Linked DNA regions of Homo sapiens: region 2 is linked to region 1. Evidence: chromatin loops called from intact Hi-C (ENCODE). Cell type or tissue: dorsolateral prefrontal cortex. All regions are shown on one strand.

The links. Peaks named below come from ENCODE experiments on the same cell type or tissue, not always from the same donor. Only the 100,000 strongest peaks of a DNase experiment are listed, where the experiment ranks them.
Region 2: a loop joins it to region 1, with 6 times the contacts of the local background. A loop is called at or near these places in 26 of 110 quality-filtered maps.

The regions. Positions count from the first base shown.
Region 1 is chr16:75,625,667-75,628,166 of GRCh38, forward strand. KARS1 (lysyl-tRNA synthetase 1) reads right to left here. Exons shown (of 14, transcript NM_005548.3): 14 at 2,058-2,327. The coding sequence ends at 2,229. Among named protein-coding and RNA genes, the nearest start is that of ADAT1, 3.6 kb to the left of the region's middle. In dorsolateral prefrontal cortex, no CTCF peak of the experiment used is centred here; no DNase peak of the experiment used is centred here.
Region 2 is chr16:75,757,878-75,760,377 of GRCh38, forward strand. It overlaps LOC105371348 (a long non-coding RNA gene), which reads left to right and starts at 2,173. Exons shown (of 6, transcript XR_933748.4): 1 at 2,173-2,263. RefSeq lists an enhancer at 387-436. In dorsolateral prefrontal cortex, no CTCF peak of the experiment used is centred here; no DNase peak of the experiment used is centred here.

The DNA of each region.
Region 1 (2,500 bases):
CCTGCATGGCCAGCCCCTTCCTGCCTCACCTGGTGCCATATTTCTTTGGGCTTCTATACTCTCACTGGTCTCCATGTCCCTTCCTACCACAGGGCTTTTGCACTTGTTGCCATACCACGGAAAGCCTTCTTCCCTTCAGATCTCATGTCCTCAGAGAAACCTCCTCTAACTAGGTCCATGTCCATTATAGCTTCTCAACACCCCGTGGACCTCTCCTTCAAACCATTTACCTGAGCTGCCATTTTATACAATTTTGGAGGATGATTTATTACTATCTATTTTCTTTACAAGTGTAGATGCTTGATGAAGTTTGAGACCACGCCTGTTTCTGCTCACCCCAGCAAAGCAGTTAGCAAATTGTGAGCCTGCAACTGTTTGAAGAGAAATGGGGACTTTATGACCCTTCTGTCCCTTCTAGCTTTCACACTCGGTCATTTTTCCTGCCAACCCTCACATACAAGTTGTCTACTGCTGCCTCAGTTCCTTTCTATCCCTAGCCTCCTTAAGACCAGACAGCTGGATTCTGCCTCCATCCTTCCATTAAACCACTTTGTAAAGTCACTCATATCATCAATCCTTGTAGCCTTTTTCAATTGTCTGCATTGACAGTATTACCTGAAACCTAGTCCCTTACCTGTCCTTGACCTTCCACCACCTCCCTTGGTGAGATGATTATCTCCCGTTTTAGTTACCACTCCCTTTCTGAGGATGTGCCATTTGAAAATGTTTCTTCTGAAATGCCACCTGGTCACGTACTGCTTAAACACCAGCAGGGGTAGGGATGTTCCTCACTGCCTGAGGTAGTTCATTTAGGCAATTCTGAATGCTTAGGTTGTTTTACCAGCTACAGAAACAGAAACCTGCTCTGTGAAAGGAGACTGGCTGCTCCCAAACTGGGATGCTTGCAGAGGTTTTGCTGAGGTGCAGAAGGTAAAGTCTTCCGTCATGTGAAAAAAGGTCTTCCCAGCTGTCTCCGTGTCAGGAAAGAGGGGCTCCACTTTGATGGCAGGCTCTCAGCCACACCCTTGTCACGTTCTTAGCTCTATTGAATGGAGCTGAAAATAATGAGAAAACTTCAGATTCATTATTCAACATTCTGCTATTTCCATCTGGCTAACAGGCATGTCAAATTTAACATGTCCAAAACCAAACTTCCAACCTTCCCTCTGAAACCTGAACTTCCTGTTTTTCCCATCTCAGTAGAGGGCAACTTTCTTCCAGCTGTTCAGGTCCAAAACCTTGAAATCATTTTTGGCTTCTTTTTCTCACAACCCACATTCCCATCACCAAATTCTTCTGCCCTCAGGAACACAGGCAAAGTACAACCACTTGTAACCATTTCCACTGGTCCATGCACGTCGCAGCCACTGTCTCCTCAGCCCATGGTGAATGCTCAGCTGGTCTCCCTTCGTTGCTCTTGTCCTCCACACAGAAACTAGAATAATCCTTGAAAAACACTCCTCTGCTCAAAATCCTTCCATGGTATCTCATTTCCCTCAGAAAACACATACTTTTCTGAGTGGCTTCCAGGGGCCTGCGTGATCTGGCCCCTCACTGACCTTCACTCATCCCTGTCCAGTCACACCAGACCCTCTGCCATTCCTCAAAAACATGGTCCTTTAGTCTGAATGGCCTTTTCCCACAGACCTCCCCAGCTCAGTCTCCAGACCTCTACTGAAATGCCCAGCAGAGGTCTTCCTGACCACCATAAAGTAGCACTGTTCCTTCCACCTCTAAAATAGCACCTCTGTCCCCTTACCCTGCTCCATTTTTCTTCTTAGTATATACCACCACCAGAAAGAACATGTATTTACTTGTTTTTTTGTTTGTCTACTTCTTCTCCCTACCCCAAAGAAAGAATACAATTTCCACAAAAGCAGGAACTTGGCTTTTGTTCCCTGCTGTGTCCCCAATCTCTTAGAATAATGCCTGGCACAGGGCAGACATTAATACAAATTTGTTAAATGAATAAGATGGTAAAATCCTAAACATTCATTAGGCCAGAAGTCTGGGGAAAAAAGTTGATATTCTAAAAGTAAAGAGAAGAGACAAATGGCTTATTTGGTAACAGGATTAAAAAGAAATTTTTAATTCCTTGTCTCTCTTCTGATGGCTGAACAGAACTGCGGTGTCAAATGGAAAGCAGCACACAAGAATTCCCTTGCAGACCTTGATCTTTCGCAGAAATGCAAAGACGCCTGAGTTATACAACTTGCAATTATTATTTTCTAGACAGAAGTGCCAACTGTTGTGCTTTCCAGTGTATCAGTGGTTGCTACATTCTCCTTCTTGTCTTCGGGTTTCATGGCAGGAAACAGAAGTACTTCCTGTGGGAGATAAGAATGTACCTTGAAGCTGAGAAGCACTCTCAACATTTTTTCACAGCTATCTACCCATTCCTCTTGCCTCTGTTGTTACCACCAAAATCCAGAGATTAGTATATTCCAGCTGAAAAGGCTCATGTGTTCTTTTATTTCAACTCAGACCCTCTCAAGTTACA
Region 2 (2,500 bases), 130 kb after region 1:
GGGAGTTTGGGGTGAGAAGGAAGCTTGTGCTCTCAGGGTTAAATATAATTTGCATTTACATCATGCACATTTTAAAACTGCAATCCTAAACATTGTAATCCTATCAGGTCTTCTTTCGAGATGTGTAATTATTAATACATTAAATTATGGCAATAAAACCAATAGAGAAACAAATAAAATTATTTAAAAAGTAAGTTGGAATAAAATAGTTGCTGTTTTCCTGAATTATTTTAGAGGCTTTGCTAAAAACAACATAAAACTGTAATTATGCTACTTACAAATAGAATAAAATGGAAGTAATTAATTTATTAGTGTTGTTATTGAAATAATCTACAGGCAGAGCACATTATGAAGCAGAATCCTGTCTTTTTTCATCTTATACATGATATAATCACTCACTGGCAATAAAACTAAAATAGAAAATATGAAAATTATTGTAGAGCAGAGGAAAAGGGCTCTTGTGGTTGTGGTTGTGTAGTAGCATGCTCAGTGGGAGGTGGGATCTATCCAGGGGTGACTCACTTTCGTTTTCAGGCTGAGTGGACAGTGCTTGGTGTCCAACATTTCTTGTGGCCAGAGGAGAATGGGGAGGATGTGTCCAGCCAGGGAAGCTCCCTGGTGAAAAGGATTCCTAGGCAATTGTGTCCTGGATTTCTGGAACAGGGGAAGAGCAGAGGTTTCTTTTCTTAGGACCTGTCCCTTTAAGACTCTCTAAACATCTGAGGTCTGACAAGGGGAGGAGGTGGAGGACCAGGGCCTGGACCAGTGGAACTGTGGTCTAGTGGTCATGTTGAATAGAAGGAAGGTCCTGAGCTGTGGCAGCCAGCACCAGGAGCATCAGGTCATGCTCTTTGTGGACCTTGTGAAGGATCTGTTGAGTCAGGGTGGAGTTGACCTGAGGGAGGCCTCTTTCTCCTGGGATCCTGACCTTGGGAGGAATGCTGGGTCTCCCATGAGTCACAGCTTGGTGTTCCTCTTTAAAATACTTTTTAATTTTTAATTTATTTTATAAATTTTTTTGTGAGTACATAATAGTTGTATAAATTTATGGGATACATGAGATGTTTTGATAAAAACATGCAATGTGAAATAAGCACATCATGGAGAATGGGGTATCCATCCCCTCAAGCATTTATCTTTTGAGTTATAAACAATATAATTGCACTCTTTACTTTAAAATGTACAATTAAGTTGTTATTTAGTATAGTCACCCAATCAAAAGTAAGCCTTATTAATTCTATTTTTTTTGTAACCATTAACCTTCGCCACCTCCCCTCAACTCCCCACTAGCTTCGCAGCTTCTGGTAACCATCTTTCTACTTTCTGTGTCCATGAGTTCAATTATTTTGATTTTTAGATTCCACATTAAGTGAGAACATGCAATGTTTGTCTTTCTGTGCCTGGCTTATTTCACTTACCATGACGACCTCTGGTTCCATCCATATTGTTGCAAATGATGGGATCTTATTCTTTTTTATGGTAGAAGGTGCTCCTCTTTCTTTGGGGATGTGGACATCCGGAGGATGCCCTGGTGGTCCTTCTGCCAAATACCCCATTTGCAACACCAGGGACATAAGTATATTTTTGAAAACCTTACATTTTCTTCATTTTTTTTTGGTGTCAGATATGCGTTTTCTTTTTTATTTTATCTTCACACTACCTAGTCAACAAGTTGCATTTCCTTTTCTTTTCTTTTCTTTTTTTTTTTTTTTTTTTTTTTTTTGAGGTGGAGTCTCGCTCTGTCACCCAGGCTGGAGTGCAGTGGCACAATCTCGGCTCACTACAACCTCTGCCTGCCAGGTTCAAACAATTCTCCTGCCTCAGCCTCCCAAGAAGCTGGAACTACAGGCATGTGCCACCATGCCTGGCTAGTTTTTTATTTTTATTTTTGTATTTTTAGTAGAGAAGGGGTTTCACCATGCTGGCCAGGCTGGTCTTGAACTCCTGACCTTGCGATCCACCCACCTCGGCCTCCCAAAGTGCTGGGATTACAGGCGTGAGCCACAGTGTCTGGCCCGCATTTCCTTTTCTTAAGATACAAAGATGTGTCTTAGCCAACAGAGCTCTCAACTCATTGTCATGGGATTTTCTGTCATGGGAAATAAGCTGCTTTGATAATAACCTGTGATTCTTTCAAATTTTTCTGAAAGCATTTTGGTTTGTATTTTGTAGGTGTCCATCTCTTCACAGTCATGGCTGATCTTGTCATCCACTTTTGGGAGATTCTCCTGTATCTGGGCAGGGTATGCCTTCTCTACATCAGGTATCTAGTAAAAATTATTATTTTTGGATGCAGTTGAAGGAGGACTTGAATTTTCCACTGGAGCTGTTGCATTGCCTTCCCTTCCCCTCCCTTGCCTTCCCTTCCCTTCCCTTCCTTTCCCTTCCCTCCCTTCTTTCTTTCCCTCTTTCCTTCCATTCTTCCTTTCTTTTCCCTTCCTCCTTCCATCCCTCCCTCCCTCCTTCCTTCCTTCTTTTCTTCCCTCCCTCCCTCCTTCCT